Regions from separate parts of the Homo sapiens genome. Here region 1 is linked to region 2. Evidence: chromatin loops called from intact Hi-C (ENCODE). Cell type or tissue: endothelial cell of umbilical vein. All regions are shown on one strand. Links, peaks and the distances in the headings refer to the core of each region. The heading gives the core; the rest is flanking DNA.

Region 1 (2,500 bases), core at 1-2,500, 110 kb before region 2:
ACTCATAGTAAGAAATATGAGAGGTTCATGAATTTATTTTGAACCCTTACAATAAATGATGCAATCTGATCTTTTCTACTCTCCTTTTAATTTTTAAAAATCCTTATCACAACCTACTAAATTGATTTATGACCACTAATAGGGTGTGATTCCCCAACTTGAAAGATACTGATTTAGCATGTACTGTGACCATGTTCCATTTGCTTAAAATTACATAATTAGTTTCCTTCAAAATCATATTTCACTTTGTTTTCAAGAAATTTTCAGCTTCATTGAGTATAATTCTAGTGTTTTATATTCACTATATTATGTTCCATTATGTATTTAAATTATACTCCTGTGTAAAACTTGGAATCATTTCTGTGGTAACACCGTGGTAAATCAGAATGTCCTTTAAGTTACATATGTCTGAGTTATAGATGTTTACCGTTGGGATTTGTTGGTTTTCCTTTAGGAAATGGTGTGGTAATTCATCTACCTGGATTGTTTGAAGAAGCAGAGAAAAATGTTCAAAAAGGAAAAGGTATGAAAGAATGAGTCTACTTGGTAACCAGTTGTTCTTTGTAAAGTTTTATTAGGATCTTATGCCAGACGAACAACATGTTTGTCTTATGCTTTAAAATTTCGGGCTATTATAGACGAATTTTTAATGTCAGTTATTAAGTTTTATTCATTATAAACAGTGTTTTAAACAGAAGACCAACATCTTATGTCATTGTATTAAGTCCTGATTTTTTTACACATTAGTCATCTACAAACTTTATCTTAAGATAGCTAGAATTACAATATGTGGGTGACAAAACTAGGAAATTCCTGAGTTTGCACACTGTCAGTCTTGTTTTCTAGAGGATCTGGAGCTCTCCTTTCGTTGCTACAACTCAGGGATAAAAGGGAATTTTTGTTTTTTCCCATGCTACACAGATGTAAGGGGAATCGTTTAGGTCCCTCCTTCTAAATGAAGTAAATGCTGCTTTTATACAATATATCCATGCCCATCTTCTTAAAATAAATAGTCCTGGATTCTTGCCTTTCCTGATCTCTTGGATTTTTAGAGATGTGTTTACATTAACCTTGGCCATCTCATTAGGGTGTGAGGGGAATTTGATAATACAAATACAGGTTAAACATCCGTAATACAAAAATCTGAAATCCAAAATGCTCCCAAAATCTGAAACTTTTTGAACACAGACATGACACCACAAGTGGAAAGTTCCATACCCGACCTCATGCAGCGAGTCACAGTCCAAACATAGGCACGCACACAGTTTATTCAGTGTTTCCAGGGGAAAAAAGGCCTTCTCCCCTTTCAGCTTTCATATATCTTTTCCATGCACGCCCAGATTCCCCCACACCAGCGTTCCCACAGAGGGCAATAAAGTGGCATGTGTACTAGCTGGATGTGCCAACTGTGGTAATAAATGAAATATAGAATACAGGTGGAGACTGGAAGCCTGCTTCGTTGTTGCTGCTGTTTGCCAGCTGATACAGATACTCTGGTGCTGCTGCTGTACTGCTTACTTACCCTGAACACATTTTTCCCACTGTATTGGTGGTATGTCATATTTTTGACTGTTAAGTACTTGTGTGTGAATAAGTGTAAGGAAATGATTACTCATCAGTAGCATATAAATTCAGAGTCAAGAATGTTGGTGTTGGTAAACAACCACAGATGGAGGAGGAAGAGGAGGATGGAGGAGGAAGAGAAGGATGGAGGTAGAGGAGGAGGATGAAGGAGGAAGAAGAGAAGGACAGAGGTGGAGGAGGATGAAGGAGGAAGAAGAGAAGGACAGAGGTAGAGGAGGAGGATGAAGGAGGAAGAGAAGGAGGAGGAAGAGGAAACAAACTTCGTTTCATGCACAAAATTATTTAAAATATTGTATAAAATTGCCTCAATTGATATGTAAGGTGTATATGAAACATAAATGAATTTCATGTATATATTTGAGCCCCACCCCCCAGAGATCTCATTATTTATATGCAGATATTCCAAAGTCCAAAAAAAATCTGAAATCTGAAATATTCTGGTATTTGGAATAAAGGAGACTCAACCTGTAATACATAATTGAGGAAAATCATTAGTATAGTTAGTTTCCCCTTGAATTAGCTCACATTTAAAACACTCAATTACTGTTATAGTATGTTCAGGTTTGTTTTTTTTTTTTTTTTTTTTTTTTTTTTTGGAGACGGAGTCTCTCTCTGTCACCCAGGCTGCAGTGCAGTGGCGTGATCTTGGCTCACTGCACCTTCTGCTTCGTGGGTCCAAGTGATTCTCCTGCCTCAGCTTTCTGAGTAGCTGGGACGATAGGCACGTGCCACCATGCCCAGCTAATTTTTTGTATTTTTAGTAGAGAAGGGGTTTCACCGTGTTAGCCAGGATGGTCTCAAACTCCTGACTTCGTGATCCACCTGCCTCGGCCTCCCAAGGTGCTGGGATTACAGATGTGAGCCACCGCGCCCCGCCCTGTTCAGGTTTAAAAGTAGCAATCTGTCTTCAGGTGTT
Region 2 (6,216 bases), core at 961-3,460:
ACAATTTGGAATGTCATTTTCTCCCTAATTTGTGTTTTATGTCTTGTATCAATTTTACTGTGTTAAATCAAGTTCAGCCTAAAGCTGCCTCCTTACGTATTTTAAGTTCAGCCTAAAGGTTTCTCTGTACATCGTGAACTATAACAAGTGGAGGTGTAAACCGATGGTAGCCCACACTTGTGCCAATTGCTGAGTTTTGGCCAATCAAATGTAGCCAACTGTTTGAACCATGTTCAAATAAAGCAAACCCTGAGCTGTAACAAATCCGCTGCCTCTGTCCCTCACTTCCTCTTTCTGTTCATAAACATTCTTCCACGACGTGCTGTGCTGGAATCCCTGAGCCTGCTCTGGCCTGGGAGGCTGCCTGATTTGTGAGTCCTTCATTGCTTCATTAAATTCTTTTACATTTAATCCGGTTGAAGTTTTCCTTTAATGAACTGATTTTTTAAAAAGTACCTAAGGTTAGCTTTAAAAAAAAAAATCTGTCCTTAAAAATTGGGTTGGCCAGGCGCAGAAGTGCAGTGGCTCATGCTTGTAATCCCAGCACTTTGGGAGGCTGAGGTGGAAGGATCGCTTGAGTCCAGAAGTTCAAGACCAGCTTGGTCAACACAGTGACACCTGGTCTCTTAAAAATAAAAGAGAGAGAGAGAGAGAAATAATTGGGTTGTGACTTATACTCTATACAATGTATATAACAAGACATACAATATATCTAGTTAGATAGAGAGCCATAGTTCCAATGAGCTAATAATACACATGGATTGTGGTAAGCTATGAGTGGCATATATAGAGACCAATAGGAAATGAGTTAATTCTGATTGCAGATATCTAAGCAGGCGAACAAGGCATTTGACATATGGATCAATTTTCCACTGGCAGCAATGAGGGAGGTTTTTGCAATGAACGGTTATAGACATGGAGGTGGGAAAAGTTAAGCCATGTACAAGTGTATTCATTGGCTAGGGCTGTTGTAACAAAGTACCAGAGACTGGGAAGCTTAGACAACAGGTATTTCTTTCATTTTTGGATGCTAGGAATCTAAGATCAAGGTGTCAGCAGGAGGATTCGTCCCTTCTGAGGGCTGCAAGGGACAATCTGTTCCATGCCTCTCTCCCAGCTCTGGTGGTTTGGTGGCAATCTCTGGCGTTACTTGGCTTGTGGGAGCATCAACCCTCCAGCTCTGGCGGTTTGGTGGCAATCTCTGGCGTTCCTGGGCTTGTGGGAGCATCACCCCAATCTCCGCCCTCATCTTCACCTGATGTTCTCCCTGTGTTTCTTGACGGTGTCTTCTCCATGTGTGTGTGTGTCTTTGTGTCCAAATTTTCCCTATTTATAAGGACCAAAGTCATATTGGGTTAGGTGTCCATCCTACTGACCTCATCTCAACTAATTATGTCTGCAACAACCTGGCTTTCAAATAAGGTCACATTTTGGAGTACTGGGAGTTAGAACTTTAACATGTACGTTATTTTTAAGGCCAGGGTGAGAAGGACATGATTTAACCTTTAACAACCAGTATGGGCCAGGTGCTGTGGCTCACGCCTATAATTCCAGCACTTTGGGAGGCCGAGGCAGGTGGATCACCTGAGGTCAGGAGTTTGAGACCAGCCTGGCCAACATGGTGAAACTCCGTCTCTACTAAAAATATAAAAATTAGCTGGGCTTGGTGGTGTGTGCCTGTATGTAGCCCCAGCTACTCGGGAGGCTGAGGGAGGAGAATCGCTTGAACCCAGGAGGTGGAGGTTGCAGTGAGCCAAGATTGCACTATTGCACTCCAGCCTGGGCGACAGAGCAAGACTCTGTCTCAAAAAACGACAACAACAACGACAACAACAACCAGTATGTAAGGCATATAGTGTGGCTGACATGTAGGGCCTGTAGTTTGGAGGGTACGGGAAAGTGAGACCAGAAAGAGACCGTGGCAAGCTTTTTAGTAAAATACTAATAATGGCAAACACTGGTTGACCAGTTGTTTTATCCCAGGTACTGTTCTCAGCACCTCATGGATTTGATTATTTAATCCTCATCATTTTATAGATGTGGGAATGGGGGCACAAGGAGCATACTTGGCTCAACTTTGAAACTTTCTTGAAATTCCTCCAAAAGGGATGTACTTTTTAAAAAAATAAAAGAAAGAAAGTAAACAAGGAAATGATGAAGAAAAGTCACACTTTCTGTTGGAAGAAGGCTGCTTTAATCAGGTTTGTGGAAGCCAAATCAATGTGACTCCGCCTTCACCAGCCTGAATTGTTTTTTTCTCTCCTAAAAGTCGACTGGTCAGGAAGCTCTGAGTCAGGACTGAGTCATAGTTGTGGTATGTTCTCCAACTAGAAAACAAACTTTGTTTTTAAAACCACTAAAGAAATGTTTGAATAAATAAATGTGCTTCTGTAGCCATCATCTCTGATTCATGAGTTTTTTGAATGGTTCACTACCAATGTTCCTCTGATTGCCGCAGAGTTTGGACAGTGGATATTCTCCACACTTAAAGGTGGTCTTGTCCAGTCTTTCCACCGTCCGTCTTGCTACTGCTTTTTAAATGCCTTCTCAAAAGCTAATCAAAAATTTATGAATAATTCCAAGCTGGGCAAACCGGTTCAACTGGCCTAAGTGCAAGAGGAAAAAGGAAAAGAATTCAAGTGAGAAATTATGCTGGTGTGGATTATTAAGAGCTATGGTTTTGTACAAATACTGCTTCCAGTCTTAGTGGGTCTCTCCTAAAAACCCCAGAGTCCAACCAAACCTAGGAACAGAGAAAATCTAGAGAAGGTAGAGAGAGAGTTGAAAGTCATTTCTTTTAAGGTGTTTTACTTTATGTTTCTATTTTCCCACACAAGGAACATTACCCAGATTTGTGAATGATAATAACACGTTTATTTCTATTTGTTATTTTTCCCTTAAAACAACATATATATTATCTTACAGTTTCAATCGGTCAGGAATCCAGGCATATCTTAGCAGGATCCTCTGCTCAGGGTGTCACAAAGCTGTAGTCAATGTGTTGGCCAGGTGGCAGTTCTCATCTGGAGGATCAACTGGGGATGAATCTGCTTCATTCAGCTTGTTAATAGAATTCATTTCCTTGCAGCTGTAGAACATACAGTGCTGTGCTTCTTCAAGGCCAGCAGGAGGGTTGACCCCAGGGAAATCTTCAGCCCTCTTCTTTTTTTTTTTGAGACAGAGTCTCACTCTTGTTGCCCAGGCTTGAGTGCAATAGTGCAATCTTGGCTCACTGTAACCTCTGCCTCCCAGGTTCAAGCAATTCTCCTGCCTCAGCCTCCCAAGTAGCTGGGATTACAGGCGTGTGCCACCATGCCTGGTTAATTTTTGTATTTTTAGTAGAGACAGGGTTTCACCATGTTGGCCAGGCTGGACTCGAACTCCTGACCTCTGGTGATCCCCCTGCCTCAGCCTCCCAAAGTGCTGGGACTACAGGCTTGAGCCACCGTGCCCAGTTCTCCTCTTCCAAAGGACTTCCAATGATTAAGTCAGGCCTGCTCAGGATATTCTTTTGGTTAATTTAAAGTCACCTGGAACCTTATCCACAGTGAAGAATGAATGACTTGCAAGGTTTACCTATTACTTTCTTCACTAGCTTTATTTGCATCTGGGCCTTATGCCAAAGGGATGAAATGCAAAGGGCAGAATTGCATTCATCAGTGATTCTGATGGAACATCTGCAAAAGTCCTTCATCCTTGCTATATAACCTGAGGATAATACTAGGGGACAGAGATCATGGGGACCATTTTAGAATTCTTCATGCCGTAATCACTTTCTGGTAATATCCTATTTATGGTTGTACTTGGAAGGTGCTACAGTTATCACCCTATTTTCTGAATAAGGAATAATGACGCTTTTAAATAGAAAGATTGAGGCCGGGCACGGTGGCTAATGCCTGTAATCCCAGCACTTTGGGAGGCCTAAGCGGGCAGATCACTTGATGTCAGGAGTTCAAGACCAGCCTGGCCAACATGGCAAAACCCCATCTCTACTAAAAATACTAGCCAGATGTGGTGGTGGATACCTGTAATCCCAGCTACTCAGGAGGCTGAGGCAGGAGTGTCACTTGAACCCAGAAGGCGGAGGTTGCAGTGAGCTGAGATGGCGCTGCTGCACTCCAGCCTGAGAAACAGAGCGAGACTCCATCTCAAAAAAATTAAAATAAATAAATAAATAATAAATAAAAAGGTTGAATATCCTCTCCTAAATGTAGACTGGGCCATCAGAAAATACACTTTCCATAATCATGGAGTCATAGAAGAGCATGTTAGACACAAATTTTTTTCTAATTTTTTAAATTTTTTTGAGACAGAGTCTCACCTCAGGCCTCACCCAGGCTGGGGTGCAGCAGTGGCGTGATCTCAGCTAACTGCAACCTCCGCCTTCCAGGTTTAAGTGATTCTCCTGCTTCAGCCTCCCGAGTAGCTGGGATTACAGGCACACACCACCACATCAGGCTAATTTTTGTATTTTTAGTAGAAATGGGTTTTCACCATGTTAGCCAGGCTGATGGACGCTACCTTATAATCAGCTGGTCCATCCCCCTGTGTTTTAGAGACAGAAACCAAGGAAACAGCAGTGACTTGCCAAGGTCACAGAACTTGTTCTTCTGAATTAGATTCTATATTCAATGCATTGAAAGTTTGTGATCAAAAGTCAGAGTGAAGTAGGGATTTGCAAATAATAAAAACTGAGGTGCAAGAGCTTTTTTTAAAATAACGCTTTTTTTTTTAAAGAGACAGGGTCTCACTCTGTTGCCCAGGCTAGAGTGCAGTGGCACGATCACAGCTTACTGCAGCCTCCAATTCCTGGCCACAAGTGATCCTCCAGTCTCAGCCTCCTCAGCATGTACCATCATGCCTGGCTAATTTTTATTTTATTTTATTTTTGAGATAGGGTCTTGCTCTGTGTCTCAGGCTGGAGTGCAGTGGTGTGATCTTGGCTCACTGCAGCCTTGACCTTCCCGGCTCGAGTGATCCTCCCACCTCAGCCTCCCAAGTAGCTGGGACTAGAGGCATGCACCACTATGCCAAGCTGATTTTTGTATTATTATTTTTTTTAGAGGTGGGGGTCTCACTATGTTGCCCAGGCTGGTCTTGAGCTCCTGGGCTCAAACAGTCCACCTGCCTCAGCCTCCCAAAGTGCTGGGACTACAGGCATGAGCCACTGTGCCCCACCTCACGTTTTATTTTTAGTTTTTTGTAGAGACGGGGTTTTGTTGCTCAGTCTGGTCTGGAACTCCTGGCCAGCCTCAAGCAATCCTCCCACCTCAGCCTCCCAAAGCACTGGGAATACAGGCATAAACCACTGCTTATGGTCAAAAATAACACTTTCATGTATAATTTTCTCATTAGAAATTTGTCAAATCACACCTAGAACTGAGAACACCACCGAGCCTCTTCAGGGACTTAGAAATCAGGGAAACCCCTGATGTGTGTGAATATACATTGGCCTGCGTCCTGGCCGGGGAAGGCAAGTTTAAGTTTTCAGAGGATTTGTAGGTTGGATGTCATGATTGCCTTCCTCAGGGCTGTCATTTCTTAATGTCTTTTATATTCTTCTTCTCATCTCCCTTCTGCACTGAGTCAGGGCCTCTCTCATGGAGCAACAGTCTTCCCACAGAGAGTAAAGTCATCACAGTGGAGGCTTGCTCAACCTTTACAAATTCTAAAACCACAGGCCAACATTAACTTCCTCCATTTCTCACCGGAAATCAACATGGCCACCACCATCGTGCCTCATCCTGCTCCTCTTGGACTGTAAATCATGGCTTGTTCATTGTAAGCCGTCAATTGCATGTTGTTTCAGTTGTCTGCCAACTCAATTCTATCAGTGTGTTTTGACTGATAGAATTTTGTAAACTCCCTTTTACATTTATTTGTATTTGACGAGATGGTTTGATTTTGTTGAGCTGTCTTCCTCTTTGTTATCCCTCCTATCACAGTTCTTGGAGCTCACTACCCCTTTTCAGATTGTCATGGGCAGGCAAATTGCTGGTCCCCTCGCCTTGCAAGGTCCTTTGCATAACCACACAGTTTTCACTTGAAAAGACAATAGAGTTGCCAGATAAAATACAGGCCCCTGCAAGATCTGGAACACACTCTGCACGATGCCATGCAGTATTTGGGATATACTTATGCCAAAACTTGTTCATTATTTATGTGAAATTCAAGTTTAATTTGAATTAAATATTGGCACCCGTATTTTTATTTGTT

The links. Hi-C counts contacts between places; a loop is a spot of excess contacts. Peaks named below come from ENCODE experiments on the same cell type or tissue, not always from the same donor. Only the 100,000 strongest peaks of a DNase experiment are listed, where the experiment ranks them.
Region 1: a loop joins it to region 2, with 5 times the contacts of the local background. A loop is called at or near these places in 4 of 110 quality-filtered maps.

The regions. Positions count from the first base shown.
Region 1 is chr1:244,434,848-244,437,347 of GRCh38, reverse strand. It overlaps ADSS2 (adenylosuccinate synthase 2), which reads left to right. Exons shown (of 13, transcript NM_001126.5): 3 at 455-523. Among named protein-coding and RNA genes, the nearest start is that of ADSS2, 16 kb to the left of the region's middle. In endothelial cell of umbilical vein, for the core only: no CTCF peak of the experiment used is centred there; DNase peaks (open chromatin) are centred at 217, 857 and 1,437; H3K27ac peaks cover 2,085 bases.
Region 2 is chr1:244,319,250-244,325,465 of GRCh38, reverse strand. It overlaps LOC105373262 (a long non-coding RNA gene), which reads left to right and starts at 289. Exons shown (of 3, transcript XR_949343.3): 1 at 289-371. RefSeq lists enhancers at 1,133-2,091, 5,525-5,934. In endothelial cell of umbilical vein, for the core only: no CTCF peak of the experiment used is centred there; a DNase peak (open chromatin) is centred at 2,225; H3K27ac peaks cover 2,351 bases.